3 separate regions of the Homo sapiens genome follow, and all the other regions are linked to region 1. Evidence: chromatin contacts called from ENCODE Hi-C or POLR2A ChIA-PET data. All regions are on one chromosome and are shown on one strand. The core of a region is the stretch at or near the end of the contact, and the rest is flanking DNA. Distances in the headings are between cores, read along the strand shown. Region 1 holds the start of TOB1 (transducer of ERBB2, 1). Region 2 holds the start of RSAD1 (radical S-adenosyl methionine domain containing 1). Region 3 holds the start of MRPL27 (mitochondrial ribosomal protein L27).

The links. A loop is a pair of places that touch in the nucleus more often than their neighbours do. ChIA-PET counts read pairs that join two places held with the same protein, here RNA polymerase II (POLR2A). Pooled maps may share reads with other maps.
Region 2: a loop to region 1 is called in a pooled map, with 18 times the contacts of the local background. The contact joins the promoter of RSAD1 here to the promoter of TOB1 in region 1. A Hi-C loop is called at or near these places in 4 of 37 single-sample maps with no recorded cell type and 10 of 50 pooled maps. POLR2A ChIA-PET finds 5 or more read pairs at or near these places in 7 of 52 experiments (A549, H1, HEK293 and 4 more).
Region 3: a pooled map shows a loop between it and region 1 (12-fold over the local background). The contact joins the promoter of MRPL27 here to the promoter of TOB1 in region 1. A Hi-C loop is called at or near these places in 8 of 50 pooled maps. POLR2A ChIA-PET finds 5 or more read pairs at or near these places in 6 of 52 experiments (Caco-2, MCF 10A, Panc1 and 3 more).

What each region holds. Positions count from the first base shown.
Region 1 is chr17:50,864,922-50,868,971 of GRCh38, forward strand. TOB1 (transducer of ERBB2, 1) reads right to left here and starts at 1,433. Exons shown (of 2, transcript NM_005749.4): 1 at 1,137-1,433. It overlaps TOB1-AS1 (TOB1 antisense RNA 1), which reads left to right and starts at 1,758. Exons shown (of 2, transcript NR_038458.1): 1 at 1,758-2,296; 2 at 2,575-3,450. RefSeq lists an enhancer at 49-98 and silencers at 639-1,248, 1,259-1,768.
Region 2 is chr17:50,477,248-50,481,392 of GRCh38, forward strand. RSAD1 (radical S-adenosyl methionine domain containing 1) reads left to right here and starts at 1,613. Exons shown (of 9, transcript NM_018346.3): 1 at 1,613-1,772; 2 at 2,382-2,515; 3 at 2,633-2,837. The coding sequence starts at 1,638. RefSeq lists silencers at 1,379-1,868, 2,440-2,826.
Region 3 is chr17:50,370,817-50,374,581 of GRCh38, forward strand. It overlaps MRPL27 (mitochondrial ribosomal protein L27), which reads right to left and starts at 2,368. Exons shown (of 4, transcript NM_016504.3): 1 at 2,315-2,368. The coding sequence starts at 2,354. It overlaps EME1 (essential meiotic structure-specific endonuclease 1), which reads left to right and starts at 2,413. Exons shown (of 9, transcript NM_152463.4): 1 at 2,413-2,461. RefSeq lists a silencer at 1-118 and enhancers at 1,902-2,371, 2,512-2,731.

The DNA of each region.
Region 1 (4,050 bases), core at 183-2,682:
AAAACTATTGATTATTCTGTTTAAGGCCAGGGTTTCTGAGTTTTAGTCTGATTTTAAAAAACCTCCGTCTGTCCCTCTCTCCCTCCCTCCCTCTCACGGTAACAGCCGGAGAGGCAAGTATGGTAAGGTCGACCTTTAAACGTTTGCTGGATCAGCACTGGGTGGGGATAAGAAAAGATCAAGGGCAAACAGAAGATATTTGCGAAAGGGATCTATTTGCACACTGAAGTTGATTTAAAAGTACGTTTAAAAATCAAGTTGGTCTTAATTCGTCTGTTCTATTTTCCATATTCGTGGTGACAAAGGGAAAAAGAATCTCTGGCTGCCCCCAAACTACAAACACTTTCCAAGTCAAAAGCCTGAGTGCCGGCAGAGGCAGCTGATTAAGCCCAATTGCTTGAAGGTGCAGCCGAGCGAAATTCAGGCTCGGTGGAAGGTAGTTACAAAGCAACGCCTTAAGACAGGCAGGAGTGTGAAGAATTACATAAACAGCCAGTTAGATCTCATTAGATTTCTGCTCACAGCCCTCGGAGCCCAAGCGCTACAGCAGCAGCAACAGCAAGAGGAGGTGGAGGTGGAGGAGGAAGAGAGTACGAGCCTCCTCGGAGAAGGAGGAGGAAGGCCCGGGAAATGGAAGAGCAACCTCTCCCGGCTGGGCACCCAGCACCGAGCAGGTCGGGGCGCCGGGTCAGCCGCTCCCCTCCCCCGCCGTAACCCGACCCGCTGCTCCCCGCCCCGTGGCCCCCGCCCCGGGCTCCTGGGAGCCGGCCAGAGCCTGGGGGAGCACCGGTTCCTCGGCACCATTTTCAGCCTCGCGGCCACCGGCCCCTCGAACCCCAGCGTTCCACCGCGAGCTCGTCGCTCCTCCGGGCACCCCAACCCCCCAATTCCCGTCAGCTCGCCCCGGGCCGCCCGTCCCCGGCCAACTGCCCAGGACGAGCCCGACGCGCCGGCGGCCCCTCGGAGCCGCTCCCCTCGGGTCCTGGCGCTGCCCCCTCGGCGCCCAGGGCCGCGACCCCGCCGTCCCCGAGCTCCCGAGGGCCCAGGGCTCGACGCCGCTGCAGCCCCTCCTCCGCCGCCTGGGCCCGGGGCTCCCGTCTCCTCGCCGACCCCGCCCGGCGCCCCGAGATACTTACGGGCTGCTTCGGGGCGGCTTGGACCACAGACCCGCGGCTGGGCGGGGAGCAGCGCGGCAGGGCGGGGGCGCGGGAGGGTCGGGAGCGGCGAGCTCGCCGAGTGCAAGACGTTGCCGCTGCGGGGCTGAGGACAGAGGACAGAGGCCTCGGGCAGGCCTTGGGAGATCGCCGTTAGTGGCTCGGGGTGGCGGGCACGGGGGTCAGACGAGCGCGCTCACTTCTCCACACAGCCCGGTGCCCGGCCCAGCGTCCCCGTAGTGCGCCCGCTACACGCCGGGCCAGAGCTTCGCTCCTTCTGCCGCGGCGCGCGCCCCGCCTCTCGTTTTATGGCCTCCTCCCCGCCCCCATCCCCTCCGTCGGGGTGCGCGCGCCCGCTCCGCGTCACACAGCTCCGGCGGCGCAGCCATTCCCCGCGCTCCCCGCCCGGCACCCCGGTCCCCCGCCGGCCGGCTCCGCCCCTGCCCTGCCCCCCGACGCCATTGGCCAAGTCCCGCCTGCCCCTGTCCGGACGCGCGGCGGACGCAGGGGTGGGGAAGCCGCACCCTCCGGGCTCCAGGAGGGCCAATGAACCGACGATCGGAGCACTGGGGACGGAATGAAGAGAACGTCTGGAAAGGGACTGTGGGGGCAGACGTGCCAATGAGAGAGAAAGGGGTGGGGTAGGGCGGCTGACGCCCGGTTTAGGCGGAGAGCGCCGGGCAGAGGGGGAGGGGGACGAAGCTGGTGGCGAAGCGGCTCAGGAGAACCGGGGCTGGAGGAGCGGCAAGAGTACCCAGAAAGTGCCCTCTCCGCGGGGGTCTGCGGCCAAGGAGGATCCTGCTCGTGGAATAGCTACCAAATCGGCCTCCAGCCCACCCCAGGGGCGGGGTAGAGAAAGGGCAAACTGTGACCGGGACTTGTGCACCCGATTAATTGAATATTAATCACCCCAAGGCCTAGGCCAACCGCCACCCAGAGAGTGGCAGCTGCAGAACCCAAAGACGTGGAGCCGGGCTGGGGGTGGGGAAGGGAGGCCGCCACAGCTCCCGCCCCGCCGGCAGTTTAACTGCTTCCGCAGCCTCAGGCCTCCCGGTGCGACCCCGGCTGCGACTCGGATCCGTTTATTCCAAATGTCCCAGCCCACGCCGTGCCCAGAGTGTGGCGACACGAGGCCAAACTGCGTATGTATCTGTGTCCATGTCTACACACACACGCATGCGTGCATTTCTAGGGCTTGCTGGATCGCAGGTGCACAGAATAAACGCGGTGCCTGCTTGTAAAGCGCGTTTAAGATCATTCTTGGCTGAAATATGTGCGGGTACCTAGGGAGTGGGGTAAGAGAGGGACTCGTGGTGGGGGGCGGGTAAGTGCCTTTTTCACAACCTGCCCCAGAGAAATACACGAAATTACATCGGGAGTGGAATCGAGCGTCCCTCTCAGCTAAAAATATTACTCACAGGTAGCAACGACGCCTGATTGGCTGCGCTGGTCCCTTCGCAACGAGGCGATTGGCTGCCTGGTATCCAGGAGACCGACGTCAAACTCGGACTGGGAAAAGGGGAAAGTCTGGGGGGAGCGAAGGAGGGGACGGGGAGAAAGAAGCAATGAATGAAACGCCCATCGCCTGGCCTTCCCCTTTCCCCTTTCCCCTCTCCTCTCCATTCTTGGAGCACTTCCTGGAAAAACACCAGTTGGGGCGCCGCCTTCCCCTCCAAACGTTGGGGCCTGCACTCTCAACCTGCTATAAGGAAGTTAAACCGCAGCTCACCGAGGAGTAGGGTGTCTACGGGGCGGGCCCGTGTAGACCAGCTGTGCTCCTCGGGCACAAACCCGCCGTACATGCCAGGCCTAGAAGCTTTTGGCTTTGTGGACGCAAAATCTGGTTGGAGCCGCCTTCTCCACCCTGACTCTCCCGCCTCTCCTTTTTAGAAGGAACCGCACTGAGAAAGGGTATTTCTGAAGGCTCAATGCGTAGGAGAAGGGGTGGGAAGATGGGTTTGTGGAATGGGCTGAGGGTGGGGAGTGGTCAGGTGACTGATTTCATGTTTATTGTACAGATTCCTAAAACATAGTTTTACTAAGTGACTCCTTAAATTCTGATTAATGTGATTTTTTTTTTTTTTTGAGTGTTTGGGTTTTTTAGTTGCAAACAGGAGTGGAATTGAAATGTGAAAGTATGGCAAAACTGTGAAAGCATTTAAATTAAAATGTCCCTTCCTCTGCATTGAAATGTCATCAAAGCGTCAAATATAAATGATTTGTTCAGTTTTCTTTTTTTATTTGTTTGTTTTTGGTTTTCTGTAATGACAAGTCCATCTGTAATAAAAGTGAGTTATTTTTAGTTTTCTAATTAAGCACAGAAATTTCAAGAAACTAGACAGGATATCCTTGGAATGCCTTACCAAAAGAAACACTTCATTTTTCACGTGTTCTAGAAGCACAACTTCTTTTACCATTAGGCAAATAATGGTACTGTACCAAACATCTAGAACTGCGGGACCATGTGTCTTGATTAGTAATTTTATATTGGGGGGGCATATTAGGCATGGCTGAGACTAAAATGTCTAAAGATAGATGAATTGTAATTTTGTCAAACTTATCTGTACTTTTCAATAATTCTCTAAAGAGAAGGGACAAGTTCTCTTTTCTGAATGTCTTCAATCTGTAATTCCAGATTTGAAATATGAGAGCAGTCATCTGATAGGTACTGATTAAATATCAGTAGCATTAAAAGCATTTTTAAGTCAGAAATGTAGATGTCAAAAATTTATGAGTTATTGCTGCTTGGCCTAGGAGTGTAAGAAGATGTCTGACCAAATATAAACACACACACACACACCACACAAACAACACACACGGAGGCCCCATGGCATACTGGAAAAAGCAATGAAGGGTGGGTACTGGGAGGTCTGAGTTTCACACCAGTTTCAATAAA
Region 2 (4,145 bases), core at 363-2,862, 390 kb before region 1:
TGTCTCCCAGGCTGGAGTGCAGTGTCGCCATCTGGGCTCACTGCAACTTCCGCCTCCCAGGTTCAAGCAATTCTCCTGCCTCAGCCTCCCGGGTAGCTGGGACTACTGGCACGCACCACCACACCTGGCTAGTTTTTTGTATTTTTAGTAAAAACGGGGTTTCACCGTGTTAGCCAGGATGGTCTCAATCTCCTGACCTTATGATCCGCCCGCATCGGCCTCCCAAAGTGCTGGGATTACAGGAGTAAGCCACCGCGCCCGGCTTCTGCCCTGGGCTTTATACCCTGGGGCCATGTGACATGTTGGGCTGAAGTGTTGAAGGACATGCTTTTTCTAGGGGGACTGGAACAGAGCATGGCTGTGCTGGCCAGTCCTTCCTTCCCTCAGGATGTTGCATTCTCTGCACACTCTACAGTTTTATTTATTTATTTATTGAGACAGTCTTGCTCCATCACCCAGGCTGGAGTGCAGTGGCACTGTCTCAGCTCACTGCAACCTCCGCCTCCCAGGTTCGAGGGATTCTCCCTGCTCAGCCTCCCGTGTAGCTGGGATTACAGGTGCCCACCACCACGCTTGGATAATTTTTGTATTTTTGGTAAAGACGGGGTTTCAGCATGTTGGCTAGGCTGGTCTTGAACTTCTGATCTCAAGTGATCTGCCCGCCTCGGCCTCCCAAAGTGCTGGGATTACAGGCGTCTACAGTTATTCTTGAGAACTACAAGCAAGAAAGGAGGGGAGAACCAGGTCAGTTCAAGGCCACTGGGAGAACTGTCCTGCACCGCCTGCCTCTGAAGCCCATGATGTTTCTGCTTTGTGGGACAGTTGTTCAGGTGCCTGCTTCCCCAGGCCTTCCCCTGCGCCTTCCCCCTCTCTCCTACACACACCATCTGACTGTCCTTCCAGCACGTACACCTCCAGATGCTTGGGTTGGCCTGACCCAAAACAGTCTACTCTCCCGGCCAAGCCAATTGCCCCTGGGATTTTCTGCTCCTCCAAGATCCCGTGCATAGCCCTGGTGGTGGCTCATGCCCTTAATCCTTAGTTACTCTAGATGCTGAGGCAGGAGGATCGCTTGAGGCCGAGGAGTTCAAGACCTCCCCTCTCCCAAATATTTGTAAATGAAATTAAAAGAAAGATCCAGCCCAAGTGTCTCTTCTGCCCTACTGACTCCCACACTCTTAAAACAGATGACCTCACAGCACTGAGGCGGACGGCTCTGGTGTCCAGCAGGCACGGAATTAATACGCCTTGCCTGTCCTGGCCGGTTGGCTTGCCTCTCTCCTGCCAGAATGCAACCTGGCTTTATGCACCTAGATGTCCCCAGCGCCCAGTTCTGAGCCAGGCACATCAAATGTCAAGGAATTGACTGAACAAACTAAGAGCTCCTGGATGGGTCCGGGAACTCGCCCGGGCACAAGGTGCCAAAAGGCAAGCAGCCCGCCTCGCGGCCTGGGGAAAGAACCGACAGGAGGCCGCAGTGAGCGCCCGGGCGCCCGGCAGGTGGCGCCGCAGCCCCGGGCCCGGGCCCTCTTGTCGCGCGGTCACGCAGCCCCTCTTCCTTCCGCCGGCTGCGCACTCACAGTGATCCCTGCGCGCGTCTCCTGCTCGGGTCAGTGCGCCGCGCTGCGCTGGGCGCCATGGCGCTCCCCGGAGCCCGGGCTCGCGGCTGGGCGGCAGCAGCCAGAGCGGCCCAGAGGCGCCGCCGCGTGGAGAACGCAGGAGGGTCCCCGAGTCCTGAGCCTGCGGGCCGGCGCGCGGCGCTTTACGTACACGTGAGTAGGGGCGGGGGCGGAGCCCACGGTGTGTGGCCGCAGCCCTGGCCGTGACCGTGGCCGTCCAAAACCCAGGTGGCGGTTTGTCACTCTATGAACCCGCCTGCCGTGTTTCCGTGCCCCCGTACGAGGTCTGGGATGGGACCCTGTGCTTTGGCAGGGAAATGACTTGGTCCAGAAACCTGAAGTCTCTGCTACTCACCGGCTCGGTGACTCTGACCAAATGGTTCAAATTTCATAACAATTTTCCTCTTAGCAAGACAAAATTTTCTTAAGAGCAGTGTTCTGACTCGGTAGCTGGGAAAATGGCTCATAGGAAAATTGTATGAAAATTATATGATCCCAGAAAGAGCTTGGGTTGAATTCCTTCCTGACGTCTGCTGGTTGGAAGAGGCAGCGTAACAAAGGAGTGAGCCTCAGTTTTCTCACATTGAAGTGGATGTAATAACCCCAGTGCGACCTGCCTTGGGGAGTTGTGTGGCTTAGATGTCCTAGCTACTGTGGAAAGACCTCGGGATAGGGGTGGGGGTGGGGTTGGGGGTGTGTGCGACTGAACCCTGGAAGTGGCCAGGGCAGCTCTCACCGCGCACGTGCACTCACTGCCCCCAGTGGCCTTACTGCGAGAAGCGCTGCAGTTACTGCAACTTCAACAAGTACATCCCTCGCCGCCTGGAGGAGGCTGCCATGCAGAAGTGTCTGGTGACCGAAGCTCAGACGCTGCTGCGGCTCAGCGGGGTGCAACGGTGGGTAGTGGGGGCTGTAGGCAGCGTTTTGGGAAATATTTGGAGGAGTGGTGGGGGATAGGTGCAGGCATCCCAGAGGGCTCCCCCAGGTCTCATTTCTCCATTCTCTTTCCCCAGGGTGGAGTCTGTGTTCTTTGGTGGGGGGACCCCCAGTCTAGCCAGTCCCCACACGGTGGCTGCTGTCCTGGAGGCTGTGGCACAGGCAGCCCACCTGCCTGCAGACTTGGAAGTCACATTGGAGGCTAATCCTACTTCAGCTCCGGGCTCCAGACTGGCAGAGTTCGGGGCAGCAGGGGTTAACAGGTTGTCTATAGGCCTCCAGGTAACCCATGGCACTCACCCCATCCCAGTGCACCCCGCCCTTCAGTGCCATCTCCTCTTTGGTCACATTCATTCATTGGGCAAACATTGATTGAGCACCTTCTGGGTGCCAGGGACACAGTAGGGCCTAGTGCGACACTTTTATAACTCCTTAATTGTCTGCTGCTGTCATAGACCACAGACTTTATGAGAAAGGGATCAGGTGTGGCTTTTCTATTTCAAACACTTACCATAGTGCCTGGCACATAGTAGGTGGTCAAAAAAGATTTGCTACATGACACGGGAGACGCAGACATGTAGCCAGATTATTGCAGCATGGTAAATGTCACCTGTAAAGGGGGTCTCTATAAAAGGCTTCTAGAGTACAGCCTGAAGGGAGGTCACTCTGATGAAATCACTGAAACTTCTCTGGAGGAGATGTTTGAATGAAGAGGAAGAGTTCACCAGGTGAGGGGGTGTGGGGGAAACGACACAGGCCATGGAAGAGCCTGGCATGTTTTGGGGGAGTTGTGAGTCATTCCTTGTGATTGGAGAGGCTGGAAACAAGGTTGCAAGGTAGAGTCCAAAACCTTTGGTGCCTACTAAGGAGTGTGGGTTTTGTCCTAGTAATGATAGGGAGCCATTGAAGGTTTTTAAGTAGGGAGAAACCTAGTCGTCTCAGGTTGACCTCCGATATTTCCGTAGGACTTCCGGGTTGTGGGCTTTGTTCTGATGGAATATGCTGACAGAAACACATCACTTCTAAGATATTCTTACCCCAAAGCGCATATCTTGAATCTAATTGTCAGGAAACCCTGAATTAAGAGATTTTTACAAAATTATTGTGGTAAGAACAGACAGCATGAGATCTACCGTCTTAACAAGTTTTTAAATGTACATACAGCACTGTTAACTATAAGCACAGTGTTATACAGCCAATCTGTAGAAATTATTCATTTTAAATAATTCATTTAAATAATTATAATTCGTAAATAATAATAATTTATTTAAATTCATTAAATTATTCATTTTAAACAACTGGCCTGTATTCTTCAAAAATGCCAGTGTCATGAGAGACAAAGAAAGGCTGAGAATCTAAAGGAGACAGAAGAGACAGCTGAATACAATGTGTGGCCCCTGACTGGGGAGGAAGGAGGAAATTACTACAGTAGATGTTATTGGGACCATTAGCCAAATTTGAATATGACAATGTATTATGTAATGGTGTTGTGTCAGTGTTGCATTTCCTGAACTCTGTAATTGGATTGCAGTTATGTAAGAGAATGTCCTTGTTCTTTAGGAAATACACACCTAAGTATTTAGAGGTTAG
Region 3 (3,765 bases), core at 1,118-3,617, 490 kb before region 1:
TCATGTGTTCTGGGTTCTGACACATTCAGTCTAAATGTGCTGAGGAGAAATGGACACCAGAGAGCTGCCTGCTTCAGAGGCTCACTCACCCTCATGCACCACGGAGGGGCCAGAACAGACTTGGGGAGCCCAGTACATCCAGAAAGGCTTCGGTTTCAGGCTCACCCACGACTTTCTTTCTTTTTTTTTTTTAAAGACGGAGCTTCACTCTTGTTGCCCAAGCTGGAGTGCAATGGCATAGTCCTGGCTCCCTGCAACCTCCGCGTCCCGGATTCAAGCGATTCTCCTGCCTCAGCCTCCCAAGTAGCTGGGATTACAGGTGTACGCCACCACGCCCAGCTAATTTTTCGTATTTTTAGTAGAAACGGGGTTTCACCATGTTAGCCAGGCTGGTCTCGAACTCCTGACCTCAGGTGATCCCAAAGTGTTGGGATTACAGGCCTCACCCATGACTTTCTCAGCTGTCCACTCATCCACTGCTCACCAAATACTAGTAAACCAAAAGGATGGCTGGCCTAAAAGTGGCTCCCACAGGGTCCTGGCCATTTCAGAAGGCTGGGCCCTTTCTTCTCAAAGCACATCAAGCAGAGGTCCAACCATGACCCACACACTGCCCTTGTTAATCTGACCTCTCCATACTCATTCCAAAGTGCTCAATAGCATTCATTTGCAGAAGTAAAATGAACTAAAATTCATACTAAGATGGTAGTCCCTTGCTGTATGACAAGCCTAGGGGTGCAACTCCTTGCCTGCAGGTCTCCAGACACAGCCATGATTTAAGGTCCATGCCAGTGTCTTTAGAGAAGCCTTGTGGGTCTCTGGAGCCTATAAGTTCAGAGTTCCTGAAGCCTGGGTTTCTGACATTTCCATGACACCAGAGACTAGCTGGGGCAAAGGACCAGAGATAAGGACTCAGAAAGACAACATGTTAAAACATGCCCGGCGCCAGGATCTACCTACCTTTAAACATCTATTCATTCATTTACATACTTACTAAGCTCAGGAGCTGGGCTTTTACTTTACTTACATTATCTCACTCACAAATCTTTGCTCTTCACCCTACTCCCCATCCTCCTCCTCAAAGTAAATGGTACCACCATTCATCCAGTTGCTTAGGCAGAAACCAGAGTCATTGCAGATTCCTTCTCTTTGCTGTCCTCACATATTGTTCACCAGCAAGCTCTGTGGATGCTAACTCCAAAACAGATCTCAAATTCATCCGTTTTCCTCCAAGTTCACTGCCACCACAAACATCTTGGCTAAATCATCTCTCCTCAGGGCTATTACGACTTTCCATTTGATTTCCTCATTTCCACTCCTATCCCCTTTAAATTTACATAAGAGCAATAGTTTGCTTCTCAAAATGTAAAACTGGCTCAAGTCACTCTCCTGTCCCTCACTCTACACAGGTCTAGGTCTCCTGTCATTCTTTTTTTTTTGGGGGGGGGGGATAGGGCCCCATTCTGTCACCCAGGCTGGAGTGCAGTGGTATGAACATAGCTCACTGCAACCTCGACCTCCCGAGCTCAGGTGATCCTCCCACCTCAGCCTCCTGAGTATCTGAGACCACAGGCAAGCGCCACTACACCCAGCTAATTTTTGTATTTTTTGTAGAGATGGGGTTTTGCCATGTTGCCCAGTCGGTCTTGAACTCCTGGGCTCAAGCGATCCGCCCACCTAGGCCTCCCAAAGTGTTGGGACTACAGGCGTGAGCCATCACGCCCCGCCTGTCATTCTTTAGGTTTTAAATGTTATCTCCTCAGAAGCCTTCCTTCACCGTCCAATCTAAAAAAAGACACACACACAGACACACATTATCCTTCTTCACAGCACTTGCCAGTCTACATCTACTTTATATGTTCATTTATTGCCTTATGCACCAGAGAGAACCGTTCGGGGGCTAGAAGCCAAGTCTTCACGTTTTCTGCTGATTTTCCGAACACCTACCGCCGTGTCTAGCACAAAGTAAGACCTCAATCTGCTGAATCAATAGATTAATTTTTTCAACCCCAATATGCCAATGTTACTAATACTTCTACAGAGAAAGGACCCACCCAAATCCCCAACCGCCAAGGAACCCGTCCGTGCTGCTGAGGCAGGAGAAAGACAAGTGCTCTTCAAACGCCCTCACTCACGGCTCCACCCAGGATGTGTCACGTGACCAGCGACACCGTCCCTCAAACCTGGAGTACCCCACACACTTCCCCTCGCATCCAAGGTCCTCCGCGGGGATCAGTGTCACCTCCTTCCCTCCCTGCTGGAGCTCCACTCTGCCTCCCCGCCTCACCCCGCTCTGACTACTGCGTCCCATTACCGGCTGTCCGGGTCCTCAGCGCCAACACCACCGACGCCATGCTTTCGATCACTCACTTCCGGTCTCGAAAAGTTTCTACTTCCGCTATCAGGAGATCTACTTCCGGGCCCTGCGTGGCAGTTGAAAGAGTGGCGGGAGAAGTTGCAGGTGAGCGTCCCCGGTCGCAGGCCTGCGGATTGGGCAGGGCTTCCCTCCTGAACACCGCTCTGCAGAATCTTGGTGGCTAAGGTGTCCAGGAGCCTCTGCAGCGGACCGCCAGCCTGAGAGGCGCAGAGCTTGTCGGGCAGGGGCCCGCTTGTCCCACTCCCCTGATTTGCAGATGTCAACGGAGGCCCAGCGAAGGGTCAGAGATGAGGCCCCCTCCCTAGTCATTCAACTTACTCTACTTAGCCAGCTGTGTGCCAGATGCTGTACTAAGCGCGGTGGATGCATTATTTTATTTAATTCTCACTACCTTATAAAATGGGTGCTGTTACCATCCCTGTTTTACTAAGGAAGAAACTGAGGCCTAGGCAGGTTACATGTCTCCTTCTGGGTCATACCTACAGTGTTAGTAAATGTTCAAGAAATGATTAGCTTTGCATATGACCCAGCAATTCTACTCCTAGGTATATACACGAAAGGGATTTGAAAACATACCCCCACAAAAACTTGTATGTCAGTGTTCATAGCAGCATTATTCATAACAGGCAAAAAAAGGAAACAAATTAAATGTCCAAGTGATGAATGGATAAACAAAATGTAGCATATCCATACAGTGGAATATTATTCAGTCATGAAAAGCAATTAACTACTGATACAGGCTACATCATAGATAAACCTTGAAAACAAGCTGAGTGAAAAAAGTCAATCACAAAAGGCCACATAGTGTATGATTCTATTTATATGAAATATCCAGAATAGGCAAATGCATAGAGACAGATTTATGGTTGCCAGGAGCTGGGGAGGGAGGGAAAGGACAGTGACGGCTTAATGGCTGCAGGAATTCTTTTTGAGGTGATAAAATAGTGATGATGGTTGCACAACATTGTGAATATACTAAAATCTACTGAATGTACACTTTTAAAAGGATATTATGCTGTGCAAATTATATCTCTATTTTTATTTTTATTTTATTTTTCTTTTGAAGCAGGGTCTCACTCTGTCACCCGGGCTGGAGTGCAGTCGTACAATCACAGCTCACTGCAGCCTTGACCTCCCAGGCTCAAGCAATCCTCCCACCTCAGCCTCCTGAGTATCTGGGACTACAGGTGTGAGCCACCATACCCAGCTAATTTTTGTATTTTTTTGTAGAGACGAGTTCTCACTATGTTGCCCAGGCTGTTCTCGAACTCCTGGGCTCAAGTGATCCTTCTGCTTTGGCCTCCCAAAGTGCTGGGATTATACGCATGAGCTACCATGCCCAGCCTATATCTCAATTTTTAAAAAGAACAGTTTTTGGCCAGGTGCAG